Regions from separate parts of the Mus musculus genome. Here region 1 is linked to region 2. Evidence: chromatin loops called from intact Hi-C (ENCODE). Cell type or tissue: heart. All regions are shown on one strand.

Evidence for each region. Peaks named below come from ENCODE experiments on the same cell type or tissue, not always from the same donor. Only the 100,000 strongest peaks of a DNase experiment are listed, where the experiment ranks them.
Region 1: a loop joins it to region 2, with 1.8 times the contacts of the local background. A loop is called at or near these places in 3 of 42 quality-filtered maps.

The regions. Positions count from the first base shown.
Region 1 is chr11:72,667,670-72,675,669 of GRCm38, forward strand. Ube2g1 (ubiquitin-conjugating enzyme E2G 1) reads left to right here. Exons shown (of 6, transcript NM_025985.4): 3 at 5,291-5,388. Among named protein-coding and RNA genes, the nearest start is that of Ankfy1, 18 kb to the right of the region's middle. In heart, no CTCF peak of the experiment used is centred here; no DNase peak of the experiment used is centred here.
Region 2 is chr11:72,603,569-72,611,568 of GRCm38, forward strand. Ube2g1 (ubiquitin-conjugating enzyme E2G 1) reads left to right here and starts at 3,693. Exons shown (of 6, transcript NM_025985.4): 1 at 3,693-4,067. The coding sequence starts at 4,022. It overlaps Gm51906 (a long non-coding RNA gene), which reads right to left and starts at 3,595. Exons shown (of 4, transcript XR_003949712.1): 1 at 3,373-3,595. In heart, no CTCF peak of the experiment used is centred here; DNase peaks (open chromatin) are centred at 3,613, 4,273 and 4,933; H3K4me3 peaks cover 3,170 bases; H3K27ac peaks cover 2,539 bases.

The sequences.
Region 1 (8,000 bases), 64 kb after region 2:
TATTTTATGGTTGGAGGTCACTGTGTTAAGCAAAGTGTGCTTAGAAAAGAAAGATAAAGGGTTGGAGAGGTGGCTCAGCAGTTAAGAGCACTGACTGCTCTTCCAGAGGTCCTGAGTTCAATTCCCAGCAACCACATGGTGGCTCAAAACCATCTGTAATGAGATCTGATGCCTGCTATACAGTGTACTCACATACATAAAATAAATAAATCTTTTGGAAAAAAAAAGATAAAGAAGACAAAGCAAAGCAGACAGACTTAAATGATGTTTACAAGGCTGTTAATTATAATTAAGTCCTTTATAGAATGTTCTTAAAGAGTACTAAGTGCAAGGAAGTGATCTTGAAGTTGTCTCAACAATGTGAAGAGGATAGAGTGATTGAAAATAAGTTAGCATGGATTTGAGTGATAGTTAAATCTCAGTGATCCATCAGCATATAATGGCCTGAGGTGTTAGCTCAGAGAAAGTATTATGCCAAAATTCTGAAAAAATATGCTATGCTGTTTTGTGATGTATAACTAACCTTCACTTACTTACTAAAGAACACTCCACATTATTTACAGTCTATGTAATCAGTGCTTAGTACATTTAAGTTTTATTTTAAGACTGATAGTTGCCAGGGCTGTTATACAGAGAAACATCTTGAAAAACGAAACAAAAAGACTGATAGTTACTGAGTATTTATGTAGTGTGATGGTTTGTATATGCTTGGTCCAGGGAGTGGCACTATTAGGAGATGTGGCCTTGTTGGAGTGGGTGTGTCACTGTGGGTATGGGCTTAAGACCCTCACCCTAGCTGTGTGAAAGTCAGTCTTCTACTAGCCACCTTCAGATGAAGATATAGAACTCTCAGCTCCTCCTGTACCTTGCCTCTCTGGATGCTGCTATGTTCCTGCCTTGATGATAATGGACTGAACCTCTAAACCTGTAAGCCAGCCCCAATTAAATGTTGCCTTTTATAAGACTTGCTTTGGTCATGGTGCCTGTTCACAGCAGTAAAACCCTAACTAAGACATGCTATTTTACCCATCTTCACCTAGCATTTTTTTTCCTTTTATTAATCTTGTATCCAATATTGAATTTTTCTAGTGCTGCCAAGAATAGATTTTCTTAGCCAGGTGTGGTGGTGCATGGCTTTAATACCAGCATTTGGAAGGCAGAGACAAGCTGATCTCTGAATTTGAGGCCAGCATGGTCTAAAGAGAGAATTCTAGGATAGCCAGTGCTATACAGAGAAACCCTATCTTGACCCAAGCCCCTTCCTCCAAGTAACTTCTTTTGTGTGTAATGTTTGGAAAGAAAGGACCAAGATCTCTAGGCAAGTGTTGGACGACTGACAGACTTGGAGTCCCAGTATAGTTTTTTAAAAAAATCGAAAAGGGTTCTTGATATGTAGTTTGGGTTACTTTAAATTGAATAGGCCTCCTGCCTCACACTTTTCAGTGCTAAATTATAGGCATGTGCCATACCCAGTTAAGACTTGTGTGATTTAATTTACAAAAATAGTAAAAGGAGGTTTTGTGCCAGAAATATGACCTTGGTTTTTCAAATATTCAGCAGTTGCTTATATAACTCTTTAACATCATGTTAATTGTTTTAATACTTTGTACATGGAGAAATATTTTTACTTCACTGCTACTTTAATGTTTTTCTCTTCCCTATAGTCACATCTTTCTATGTTTGAAAAATAATAAATACAGTCTATCTACTTTGTTATTTTTACCCTATGCATTTTTTAGTTCTTTTGTGCTAACTTCACTTCTAAAGTTTGTATACTCACAGATTTGCTGCCACTAAGCAAGGTGTTTTCTAGGGTGGGAGAAGAGCAGGTAGATGGTCCTTAGGTAAAGTAGAGGAATCCATTAAGAAAATGGAGAACTAGCATAATTATTTTGGGAACTTTTAGAAAAATAGAAAAACATCTGCTTTAAAATTTTAGGGCAACACTATTAAGTAAGTTTGACAATTACTTATAAATAATTTAGAGGGGTAATGGCAACTTTTTAGCATAAGAATTCCAGTCAGATATTGTGAAGCTTTTGAATGAATTAAATCAACCAAAATGAAGTGACCTTGGAAAAATAAGTTGCAGGGATTTTGTGGAGGCTGTTCTAATGCCCTTTTACATACATTCTTGGCTCTTTCCTGGATTTATAGCTTTCTCAAATTCTATCTACTTATTTTCTACTCTAATTATAAAATGCTTATCTTTGAAACTAATTACTTTCTTTTTAATTCTTGATACCTGTGCTACATTTTATGTTCACCTTTCCATGGGAAAGAAAAGAGAGCTTTAAAAAAAAGACTTTAAAAAAATTGTGTTCATGTGTCTGAATGAGTTATATGAACATCATGTGGGTGCAGGTGCCCCTGGAGGCTAGAAGAAGGCATTGGATCCCCTGAAATTGGAGGAATAGGCAGCTGTGAGCTGCCACATGCGGATGCTGAGAACTGAACCTTTGCAAGAGCAGTAAGTGCTCTTAACCTCTGTGTCATTTCTCCAGCCTTACATCATTCCTTCTCCATGGTTATGCTTTTTATTAGCTTTATTTTTTCTACTTCTAGCTAATTTCTGATGACTTATTATTTGGAGGCAGGGTCTCATGTATCACAGGCTAGCCTTGAATACCTTGCTATGTATTAGAGGAGGACCCCTATTCCTAGTTGTCTTTCTGCTAGTTCCTCCCATTGTCTTAGGACCTAGTTTTCTTCCCTTTTTAAAACCCTTAATTTGTATTATGTACAACCTTCTTTTAATCCCCCCACCCCTAAAAACAAGAGAAAAGATCATTCTTTCTCAGGCTGATACGGTCTTTCTTATTTGGCTTAGGCTGGCCTTGAACTTAAGGGAATCACCTTGAGTTGCCAGGCATACACAGACTTCCCATATTTAAATGTTAATTTTCTCATCAAATTATCCCCTTCATTGTGCACATTCTTTACCATTTTTCCATTTAATCTTTTATGGACTGTTTCTTACTGCTTACTTCAAGTGTGTTTTTTTCTTTTTATGCTCTGAACCCTCAGCTTACCTCTTTACTATTTGGAAATATTTGATATTAATAGCATGGCCTGCAACTCCCCCACCCCACCCCCCAACACACACACACAATGTGTTGATAGACCCTGTGCATGCAGTGCCTATGGAGTTCAGAAGAGGGTGTCTGATAGCCAGGAACCAGAGTTACAGATGCTTGTTAGTTTCCATGTGGGTGTTGGGAATTGAAGTCTGGTCTTCTGGAATATCAGTCAGTCTGAAAAACAATATTTATAATTAAAATTTCAATCTGTACTGAAATGTGCAAAGCACAAAGTTAAAAGGGTCCCATGTTTTACATCCTACAGTTAATCATTGTTACATGTAATGTGTTGTTCCTGTTGTTATTATTGCTGCTGTCATCGTCATTATTTGATTGATTTTTTTTTTTTTTTTTTTTTGGTGACAGGATTTCACTATGTATCTCTGGCTGTCCTGTAACTCATTCTGGAAACCAGGATGGCCACCAATTTAGAGCCTGGCTTTTTTTTTTTTTTTTCCCTTCCCCTTTTGAGATAGGAACTCTGTCATTTTTTCTTTTCTATATTCTTTTTAAAGATTTATTTAATTTATGTTTATGAATACACTGTAGCTGTCTTCACACATACCAGAGAATATCAGATTCCATTACAGATGGTTGTGAACTCAGGACCTCAGGAAGAGCAGTCAGCGAGTGCTCTTAACCGCTGAGCCATCTCTCAACCCCTTCCCCCCCTTTAAATATACATATATAACAATAGCTCCACTCACAGTCCCTCACCACAGCCCTCGCAGCTCATAACCACAGTGACTAGAGACTCTCCAAACTTGAGGGATGAAGAGCAGCATTCTGTTGAGTGTTAACATTACACATGAGCGTAAACATACCAGCACATAGTCAGCAGAATTCGAACCAGTGCATGGAGAAAAGGATTTCAAATCCATTGCCTTAACCACTTGACCATGACCACAGCTGTGTTTCTATTTTTATGTCAGTGTGCAAACATCTTTCCCCATCTTTTAAAAATTACTTGTTAGTGTGAGTGTGCATAATGTGTCTGTGGGCATGTGCTCCACAGCATAGATAAAGAGGCAAGAAGACAAATTTGTAGTTTGTTCTGTCCATCCAGCTTTAAGTGGGTTTTGGTGATAGAGCTCAGGGGTCAGGCTTGTATCTCAAGTGCCTTTGTTTCCTGAACCATCTTATCAGTCTAATACACACCCTTTTGAGATTGGGTCTTGTTGTGTAGTTCAGGATAATGTTGAACTAGATATCAGGTGCTAGAATTCCACGACACTGTCACCATTTAATCATTGTTCTAAGGTCAACTTGGTTTATTTTAGCTGTATGGACAGTTAGTTGTGAGCTGCCATTTGGGTGCTGGGAATCAAACCTACATCCTCTGCAAGAATAAGTGCTCTTAACAACTGAATAATCTCTGTAGTCTTCAGCTACCATTCATATATTCATCTGCGCAGGGATTGCTATCCACAGTGGACTGGGTCCTCCCATGTCAGTCATCAGTTATGACAGTCTTTCACAGACATTATCACAGACAAATATGACCCAGAAAATTCTTTAATTGAAGTGTTCTCCTTTCAGGTGGTTCTAGGGTCAAGTAGATAATAAAAACTAACCAGGACACAACCCATTTTCAGAGTGTTACTGGGTAGTATATTAGACAGTGCAGACATAGAGCATCAGTATTGCAGTATTTCTACTCTGAAAAGTCAGTAGTATAAAACCTCTTTGGGAAATCTTTTTAATTTATTACTGTCCTTTTAATGAAGTTTTAATATATGATGAAATGAACAAACAATTAGATAAAAGAAGTGTGGCAATCTGATCCCAGAGAGGGAAATCACAAAATATATGCCTAAATTTTAAGATGAGAAAGAGATTGATGGGTATGGCCAGAGCAGAGAAGAAAGATCATTTGAAACCGATATAGAAAATTCAGGAACTTGAGTCATGCAGACAAGATTAAACTTCCTGAATTTCATTTGAAGACATATACTGAAAAGACTTGTACCATATCACCAGTGATCTGATCTGGACACCTGTTTCCAGTGTTCCTTTTATTTTTACTAACTACCTGAGAGTTTAACAAAGCAGTATTTATAGTGGTATGTTAAACTGCATATTTGTATTCAGGAAACTAATTTTTTGTCTACCTTTTTGTTGTTTTATTTTCCGTACCCTTTTATGTGTCTGAGTGACTTGTAAAGAGTAACTTAAATGCATGAACTTGGTTTTTCTTTTATTTTTTTCAGTGAAGGTGGTGTTTTTAAGGCTCATCTCACTTTCCCAAAAGATTATCCCCTCCGGCCTCCTAAAATGAAATTCATTACAGAGATTTGGCACCCAAATGGTGAGTTTTCTAATTTTATTTTTACATTTGCAAATATAATGATTTGTCACTAAAGATTTCACAGCTACCTCAGTAAAAGTGCTTAGTGATTTTATGTTTGTTTTTTTGTGTGCATATGGTCTCGTAATTGACTCAATACAAAGGTCCAGCCTGCCTGCTTTTGGTATCTATCTGTCAGTGTTCACATGCACAGCCACACACAGGCATATGTTCATACATGGAAAAGAAATAATTTTTTCAAATTAATGAACAGATGGAGGCAATCATTTAATAATTCCACTTATGAAATGTGTAGAATATGCAACTCTGAAGACTCAAAGTATATTCATGGTTGCTTAGGACTAATGGAGAGTTTGAAGGGGAAGAGGGTCAATATAGATTATACAAGATTTTGTGGGCAGGGTTGGGGTGGGGTGATGAAAGTTACTAAAATGTATGTGCTTTGGTTGTATAACTGAGAAGTATACTATATAGAAGTAATTGGAGCGCATGCTTCAAATAGTTGAGTAATGTGGTGAGTGTTAAAGTTATTATGGATATCTGGTAAGATTGTTAAGTGAGTTAAAAGAAGCTGTTGCCATGTAAGCTTGGTAATCTGAGTTGATCCCTGGGACCCAACAGAGGTCGGGGTCGCACCCCACTAAGTCATGCTTTGGCCTCTGCACATGGGCTGTGGCATATATGTCTATAGATACACATAATAATAATAATAATAATAATAATAATAATAATAATGTAATTTGAAAAAATGCTACATGGCAAATAATAATTTGTGTAGCTTAAATGTATTTCAGTTTAGACTTCTCTCTCCCCACCCCACCCCACCCCTCTCTTATTGATGGCTTTATTTGTTCATTGTTTTGGTTTAGGGTTTTTTGGTTTGGTTCTTTCTTTTTTTTTTTTTTGAGACAGGTTGTCATTGTAGCCTTGGCTGGCCTGAAATTATGTGTGTAGATCAGGCTGGCATTAAACTCAGAAATTATCCTGCCTTTGCCTGTCGTGTGCTGGAATTAAAGATGTGTACTACCATGCCTAGCCCTCACACAGGGTTTTCAAGTGGATTTAGTATTAGGAATAAAGCCATTTGTAAAGAACATTGAGATGAAAGGGGAAAAAAAAATAACAAGACAAAACATTGTATGGGGAATAGAGCATTTTGGCAAGATAAGTGTAAATATTAAGTGTATAGCTAGCTATGGAGTTAACAACAAACATCTCACAGAGAACATAGTTGTCATCCAACATACTCTGGGAAAACTTACTTAAATCAGAGATCACTAGAATTTAAACAGTATTAGTATAGAAGAACTTTTGTCTTGAGTAAGACAGCCATGATGGCATCAGAGTGTATTTGTGGGCTACATAAATGACATATTTCTTTAAAAGTATGATTTGGCATGATTCCAGTTTTGGTCATTCAACCTAAAATGCATTCTACCAACATTTAATGATGCACTTGAAGACATGATAATTGAAATATGACAAATTTAAAAGAACAAAACTGATTGTGTGATTCTGCTTCTATGAGATCTTCAGTAATTAAAATGGGGCATTTTTAGATATTGAAGAGGTAGGGAAAGTGAAGAGTTTGTATACACAATTTGATCTGAGGAAAATGAGTAGTGGTTGTAATTGTGTATCATTGTGATTATTTTTAATTCTTAACTGAGAAATGGTAGAAATTATAATTTTATTCTATGAATATATTACAATAAAAATGAAATTCATGTCAACAAATACAAATCTTAAGAGACAGATGGTCTCATTTTGAAGTGGTGTGAGAAATTAAAATATTTTAAGATTCTATAGCTTTAAATCTAAAATGATTCAAATTTAAAATGACTAGTGATTTTTGTTTCTGAGACAGGGTTTCTCTGTGTAGCCCTGGCTGTTCTGGAACTCACTCTGTAGACCGGCCTGGCCACTAATTCTTAGAGATCTCCTGCCTCTGCCTCCTGAGTGCTGGGGTTAAAAGCATGCACCATCACTGCTCTGCCAAATGATTTTTTTAAACCGTTTTATTTTAAAATTACTATTGTGGTGTTTGCTCATTAATGTATGTATGTATGTATGCATGCATGCATGTATGTATGTATGTATGTGTCTGTCTGTCAGTCAGTCAGTCAGTCAGGTCTCACCATCTACCCTTAGCTGGCATGGAACTAAAGAGGTCCACTGGCTTCTGCATCTTAAAGGATTAAAGGCACAGGCCACCACACTTATTATTAATTTGTTCTTTGTGTATGGGTGCTTTGCCTGCATGTAGGTGGGTCCTTGTAGTATATGTGTACCTGGTACCTGAAGAGCCCAAAAGTGGGCTTTGTATACCCTAGCACCACAATTACAGAAGGTTGTGCTGCCACATAGGTGCTGGGAATCAAACTCAAGTGCTCTGGACGAGCAGCCAATCCTCTTAACAATGGAGTAAGATTACTCCATTAATCCTCTTAACAATGGAGTAAGATTACTCCATTAATGATTTGGGGGTTGGGGATGGATACAAGGTCTCATGTATACGAAGCTGGCCTTAATCTTGTAGCTAAGGATGTCCTTGAACTACTAATCTTTCTGTGTTCACCTTTTGAGTGTTGGGCTTTTAAGTATGTGCTGTC
Region 2 (8,000 bases):
TTATTTATTCTATTTATATATTTTCAAAGACCTAAATGTAAGGCCTGAGACTCTGAAAATACTTTGAGATACAGGGATAGGCAATGGCTTTCTGAAAGGATTCCAACACACCAGGAAAGAGCATAAATTGACAAATGCTGTTACAGGAAATTAAAACAGCAGAGGAAACAACTGCCAAGGGAAGACACAACCTGTGGAGTTCGGAAAATCACTTCAGAATCTACATCTCATAATTTTTTTTTAAAGATTTATTTATTTTATGTATATGAGTATGCTGTCATTCTCTTAGACACACTGGAATGAGAGTATCAGATCCCATTACAGATGGTTGTGAGCCACTATGTGGTCACTGAGAATTAAACTCAGGACCTGTGGAAGAGCAGTCAGTGCTCTTAACCGCTGAGCCATCTCTCCAGCCCTTACATCACATAATTAATAGCTAGAATCTACAACAAAGAAAAAGAGGAGGAGGAGGAGGAGGAAGAGGAATAAAAGAAGGAGAACAACAACAACAGAAACCCAGGTAGCATCTTAAGAGATCCACCTGCCTCTGCCTCCTGAGTGTCAGGATTAGAGGAATATGTTACCACCTTCTGGCAATAAATAATTTTTAAAAGTCAACCAGTCAACCCAGAAAACTTATCCAATCAACAAGTGGACAAATAAGATAATTTTCAATATATATATGAAAAGTTGTTTAAATATCTTTAGCTGTCAGGGAAATACAAATCTAAACTTGAGAGCTCATCTTTCCCTAGTTGTTATCAAGGAAGCAACAAATAGGGTGAGACAGCTCAGTGGGTAAATGACTGCATCTGGCTCCTTGAGTTTCATCTCTGAAATCTGTGAGGTAGAAAGAAAGATTGACTCCTCGAAGTCGTTCTTTGACCTTTACAAATGCACTGTGGCACACATGCACGAGCATGCTACATAAAGAAAAAACAAATGCTGAGGATGGGTAGATGAGTTAGAAACCCTTATCCTGCTAGAACGTAAATTAGTGCAGTCACTGTGGAAGTCAGTTGGAAAGTTTCTAAAAAACAAACCTAGAGCACACACCTTTTAACTCCAGCACTCAGGAGGCAGACGATGGTGGATCTCGGTGTGTTTAAGGCCAGTCTGGTCTATACAGTGAGTGCAGAAACAGCCAAGGATATGTAGAAAGACCTTGTCTCAAAACAAACAAATATACAAATCAAAAATAAACCTAAAAATAAAGGGGGGAAAGATGGCATGGTAGTTAAAGGACCTGAGTTTGATTAACAGAATCTACAAGGTAGCTCACAACCACCTGTGCCTCCATTTCCTAAGGGATCTTTTTACTGACTTCCAGAGACAGGGCACACTCATGGTGCATATACATCCACAAAGATACTCACTTATCCATAATTTAAAAATAAATCATTAGAAAAGAAAAAGTTACTTGAAAGAAAATGGATGGACCTAGACAGCATCTTGCTAAATGAAATAAGTCAGACTCAAAGACAAATGAGTGTTTTCTTTCTCACATGTGGAATCTTAGTTTCAATAAAATTAAGAGCTGAAAGTAGAATGGAATGATTTTTTGGAAGAGGAAGGGAACCAGTGGGAAAGCGATGTGGAACAAGAAGGTAATTAAGAATCTGTGTGAACACGAGCAAAGTGCATATACAAAAAATGTCTTAGTGAAGCTCATTGCTACATAATGAATGTATTTAAAAACAAAAATACAGGGGCTGGAGAAATGGCCAAGGATTAAGAAAATTTCTTTCGGGGCTGGAGAGATGGCTCAGTGGTTAAGAGCACTGACTGCTCTTCCAAAGGTCCTGAGTTCAATTCCCAGCAACCACATAGTGGCTCACAACCATTTGTAATGAGATCTGACACTCTCTTCTGGAGTGTCTGAAGACAGTTACAGTGTACTCACATATAATAAAAATAAATAAATCTTAAAAAAAAAAAGAAAATTTCTTTCAGAGGACACATAGGATAGGATGGTTTCCAGCAATCGTGTAGTAAGTAGCATAAGACCCTCTGCAGGTCCAATTCTAGAGCATCTGATGTCCTCTTCCAGATTTTGGGTACCAGGCATACACATGGTACACATAAATTCACCCCGGCTCATATATATACCCATTAAAACAAAATCCTTAAAAACAAACCCACAGAGGGATATGGTGGGGCATGGTTTTAGTTCCAATCCAGACAGAGGCAGGCAGATCTCTTGAGTTCGAACCTGCAACCTGGTCTGCAGAGGGGTTCCAGGACAGCTAGGGCTATACAGAGAAACTCTGTCTCAAAAAACCAAAACCAACCAACCAAAACAAACAAACAAACAAGCAAAACAACTACAAAAAACCAACCCCTCCCCTATCCCAACCATAAAGCTGGATTAGTCCCTAGGTGGGCAGTATTTCAAAATGGCAGATTCACTCAATGTTTGTTTCTTTGGTCTGGTGGGACAGTGCTAGGGAGGTAAGCCAGGGCCTTGTGCCTGCTTGCCCAGTAATTTTTATTACATGCCTAACGGAATCTGCTCCTCTTGTTCACTTTACTTGGAGTTCACAGAAGCTTCATGCTTTTGTGGGTAGAAATGGACCTGATTTCCTATGCACAGTTTTTGTTTTCTACAGTCCAGGTACAGGGAAGTAGGGATTGAACAAACACTTATTGAAAGAACAAGCAAGGGGCTGGAGAGATGGCTTAGCGGTTAAGAACACTGGCTGATTTCCCAAAGGTCCTGAGTTCAATTCTCAGCAACATGGTGGCTCACAACCATCAGTAATGGGATCCTATGACCTCTCTTGGTGTGTCTGAAGAGAACAACAGTGTAGTCATATACATAAGTAAATAAATCTTTAAAAGAAAGAAAGAAGAAACAAAATTGAGTGTCAATGTTACTTTTCCCCCTTCCCTTTTTTGTTTCTTTATTGCTACAGTGTTGACAAAGCACTCAACTGGGAAATGGGCAAGGAGGTTGGATAAGGTTGACTTTTCCTAATCTCGGCTTTCACACTTGGACTTTACATAGTAGGTGCCTTTTCTAGAGGAGTCTGATCTATTATGGATCCTCATCCCCAGACGGAGATTGGGTATCACTGTGCAGCGAAGGGGACCTGGGTCTTCTAATCCTCAGCCTCAAGTGTTGAGATTACAGGAGAATACCACCTGAATCCGAACCATTTATCAGGTTGTGCTAATCACAACTCTGCACTTTACTCAGTCTTACTATTTACTTAAACGTTTTCTGCTATGAGACTCATAACATTTTTATTTCAAGGACCATTCTGTGCATTCTTTATGAATTATCACCATGCACTCTATTTTGCGGCTGCTTAAAATGGTGCACACCAGTACTAAATTCGGCTTTGTAACAATGACTAATTCGCACACCTCCGATGTAGTGTTGGATGGCTGCTGGGTCCTCGCCAACATCTACCACTTCTGGTCCCATCACGCTTAGACCTCCTGCTTATACCGGGAGGCAGCGTCCTGACCCTCCGCGACCTCTTTGTCATGGCGTCCGCGGGGCGTCTACCAGCCGACGCTTCCGCAGCTGGGCGGGCGTGGACCTTCCCAAGATGGCGGGGCTGAGCCCACTGCGCGCGGTGGGCGGGGTTCCACCGCCGGAGGCGGGGCAGCAGGGCCGAGGGGTCGGGCTAGCAGGAGTGCTGCTTCTGAAGGAGGCAGGCTCAGCGCGCTTGCGCGGAGCGGCCCTGCGCGCAGTGAGGCAGTGGCGGGGGAAGGCACCGGTGGGGCCGACGGGCGGGCAGAGGAGGGAAGCGGGCGAGCGAAGTCCCAGTGCGCGCCGCGGCGGCCCGGGTACCCTCCCCTTCCGGGCGTGAGGCGCTGAGCGAGGAAAGCCGAGCGGAGCGGACTCGCATAGGCGGCGAGGTGCTTCTCGGGTCTCCCAAGACCGGCCTCCCCGCGGCTTCGGCGCTCCGGTCCGGGTTCCTCAACACACATCTAGCTCCAGGCACCGGCAGAGCTTGTCGCCAGTCCGTCGAAGTCCCGGTGGCGGCCCGGGCTCTCGGTGGGGAGGATGACGGAGCTGCAGTCGGCGCTGCTACTGCGAAGACAGCTGGCAGGTGAGCGGCGGGGCGCCGGGCCGCGATCGCGGACTGCCGAGCCACTCGCCTCCTCTCGCCCGCTCGGAGGCTGGGTGGTGGCGGGCCGCGAGGGTGGGAGCCCGCGAGTCGCGGCGAGCTGGCGACACTCCTGGCCCGGCTGTGGAGGGTGTTGGGGGCGGGGACGCTCCCCAGCCTCGCCCTCGGACGGGCCGGACGCCCTGGGCGGCTGCCCCCTCCCCCACGGCACTGGGGCGTTGCGGGGGAGGGGCGTGGGTCCCGGTCGGGCCGACCCTCCCTGAGGGGCGGATCCCGGGCTCAGGTGCGGCGGAGGCCGCGGAACCTCGGGGACCCCGGGAGCTTGCGGGGTCCCCGCGCGGCTGTGAGTCCGAGCCGTGTCGGGGGCCGGAGAGGGGAGGCGCGCCAAACTTCTGGCCCGGCAGCGCGGGGTTCGCGGAGTTAGGGCAGACAACAAAAGCGACGGCGGGGCTGGCCCGGGTGCTGACGCGGGGCACCGGGGGGCTCGGCGGGGAGCGCGACTCCGCTTCGCCTGCCTCCGCCTGGCACGAGCTCGGGCTGCGCCGCCCGTCTGGGGGAGGGTGGGCGCGGGCGCTGGGGAGAGCGGCTCGCTGGCCGGCCCGGGCTTTGTGCTCCGTGGGCACGGCTCGGGCTCCTTCGCGCAGGCTCGCGGCCACCGGGCTGCGGCCCGCCTTAGGCTCTGGCCAGGGGCGGCGGCTCAGTGCCTCCCCCGTGGAGTCTCTGTCCCCCTCCCCCATTGTCCCGGCCTCTGGCCGTTTGCGGCTTCCAGGTTGACTTTTTAGGGGGTTGGCTCCTACTCTGCTAGGACTGTGTGAGCGGAGCATGCGCGCTGGAGGCGTACGTGTGCGGAGTGGAAGGGGGGGAGGGAGGAGGCGGGTTGGTGCCTTCACAATGCCGCCCCACGTGCTGCCAGATTTAAAGAGAAATGAACCGGTAGTTAGCCCTGCTGTCCTACGCCAAGCGTGTGCCTGGCTTGGTTCAGGCGACTTCACCCCTCCTCAACCTGTAGCCAGTCCTCTCCCCCCACCCCCCTTTTAAACTTTCTGAAAGCCGGAATGTTGATAAATGAAATAGATTTCTATGAGTTTGAGGTGTCAGCTAAATCACCTTTATGACTTCTTAAGGAAAAGGTCGACAGGGGCTGTTACAGATTGTATAATTAGGTTTATTATTAGACCATGAGCTAACAGGTTTGGACAAGTATTAAAATTCTAGGTGGGACAGCAATTTGAAGTGGATGGAAAAGTTAGAATCCCCATCAGAAATATTTTCGAAAGAAGTTAAACAATTTATTGCATCTTATTTAAAAACATTCTTTTTCTGAGGTCTTTTTCGCCTTTTGTTTTGGATGAAGGAATTAAAATTTTTGACTTAGTAGGAATTCTTTATCGAAACCTGCCTGGTCTACTGTAGTGGATTCTGGGACATCAAGGGCTATGTAGAGAAACTCTGTCTCAGAAAACAAAAACAAAAACTAACAATAAAATCAACTATCTGCATTAATTTTTATTATGTGGCAAATTATTAAATAGACGGTAAACACTGAATATTAAAAGGATAACCTTACATAGTGGAAATGACATACATTTTTAAAGGTGCAAAAGATTTTACAGTTTAACAATACCACTATGTTAAAATAAGACCCATTTGTGAGCATCTTTTTTTTGGGGGGGTGCTGAGGTTAGACAGTTTTTCTAAGGAGTCCTTCACTGTCTGGAACTCACAGAAATATGCCTGCCTGCCTCTCTCTGCCTGTCTCTCTGTGTCTGTCTGTCTGTCTCTCTCTCTCACAGGTTTTCTCTTATATAACCCTGATTGTTTTGGAACTCCATGTAGATCAGGTTGGCCTTGAACTTAACACAGATCTGTCTTCTGCCTTCCAAGTGCCTGCCCCCCACCTTCTTGTTCTTTGAGCTGGAATTTGAATCCTGTACCACCATACTAGGTTTATTTATTTTATTTTCCACAGAAATAATAAATAATAGTTTAAATCATATTTTAGGGATACTTAACTTTCTCAAAATGTATGGAACAAAGTTTGTTGGTTGAAATGTGAAAATATTAAATTTATTTGAGAAGACTGGATGAGCACCTAAAAATAAAGGCTTTTTCTTTTTTACTTTAGCATTTTTAAATGAGTTTTCTTATCACTTGAAAATAGTAAATGGTAAAATATAATCTTGAAATGAATGAACTTGTATAAATGCCTTAAAAATACTAAATTGAGCTGACTAGGTAACATAATCTGATAAAGTGTCCTCAGTGCTAGAGTTTCAGAAATGTATAGCAGTGGCTGCATTTGTTGAACTAGTAGTTTGCCAGTGATAAAAGGTTTTGATTCATTACCTAGGAGAATTTATCCTGTAACGAGGCTTTGTAAGCATTCAGTTGAGCAGAATGGTGCCCTGAGTGACAGAATTTCTCATTTCTGGTACCATGACATTTAGGGCAGTTGTTGCTGTGGAGGGTTGTACCTGTGCAGTAAAGGTTACAGCATTCCTGTCTGTACCTACTAGATACCAGTAGTACATCCCTTCATTGTGACAGTGAAAAATATATCTATTGCCAAAGTTCCCTGAGACGGAGTCATTGGATTATGGTGTGTCACAGTGGTGGCTACTGGGAAGCCAGTAAGAGCACCACACACACACATGAAGTCAGACAGCTTGTGTATTTCTCTGTGATATTATTAGCTTATGACTTACTGCTCGACGGATTTAGTGGCAGTTTTTTGTTGTTTGTTTTGTGATGCATTAAACACCAAGAAGTCACTCAGTATGATAGATCAATTAAAAAAAACACTTTAAAGGTATTATAAACACAAATTAAAATAGAATACAGAGCTGGGCATGGTGGCACATGCCTTTAATCCCAGCATTTGGGAGTACATTTGAGGCCAGCCTGATCTGCATAGATCTAGGGCAGCCAGAGTTACATAGACACTGTCTCAAAAGAAAAAAAAGAAAAAAAAGAGAGAGAACAAAAATTAGTCATTTTTCCTCCTGACCAAGAGTCCTCTTTGAGGGACCTTGTCTTTACAGAGATTATCTTTTATATTTAATTTTAATTGAGAAATTATCTTGCTTTGTAGCAAGGTGGGTTTAGAATACTTGGACTGCCTAGCTCTACCTCCCTAGCCTGGATTACAGGCCCCTACCCCAGCTGAAGAGGTGATGCACTTAATGGCTTCTTGGCTGAAGACTGACACGGACCAGCCACTGTTATTTTACACATTATCTCATTTAATCCTCCTGAAAGAAAACAGAGGCTTAGTGAGGTCAAATAAATGCTGAAGGTCAAATAATTGCTGCTAATGGAGTTGCTAGAGCCAGGACCTTCTTATTTTTATAAACTTCTCGTATTCAGTGGGCAAATTGCTCCCAAGGAGCCGTAGTTGACGCAATCAATGAAGTATAATTTTACTTTATTAAATTTTTTTTTGTGCATGAATATTTTGCCTGTATGTAAGTATGTGTGCCGCGTGGGTGCCTGGTGCATGTTTGGTGCTAGAAGAGGGCTCCAGACCTGCTAGAACTGGAGTTATAGATGGTTGTGAGATGCCATGTGGGTACTGGGTATCTGTCTGGGTTCTCTGGACGAGCAATTAGTGTTCTTAACTGTTGAGCCATCTATCAGTCACCATGAAGTAGAATTTAAAAATCAAATACCATATGTATTGGTTTACTCCTTTGGTCCTAGCACTTGTAAGACAGATGCAGATGAATCTCTGAGTTCAAGGAAATCCTTAGTTTCATAGTAAGACCCTGTCTTGAGTGGTAGGGGTAGGGCTAGGGACTCTCAAATACTCAAAATTAGCTTACTCAGTATTACTGTATAAAATAACATAAATCTTAGGTAAGGGCTGGAGAAATAGCTTAAAAGTATTGATTTGAGGGATATAATGCTCTTTTTTGG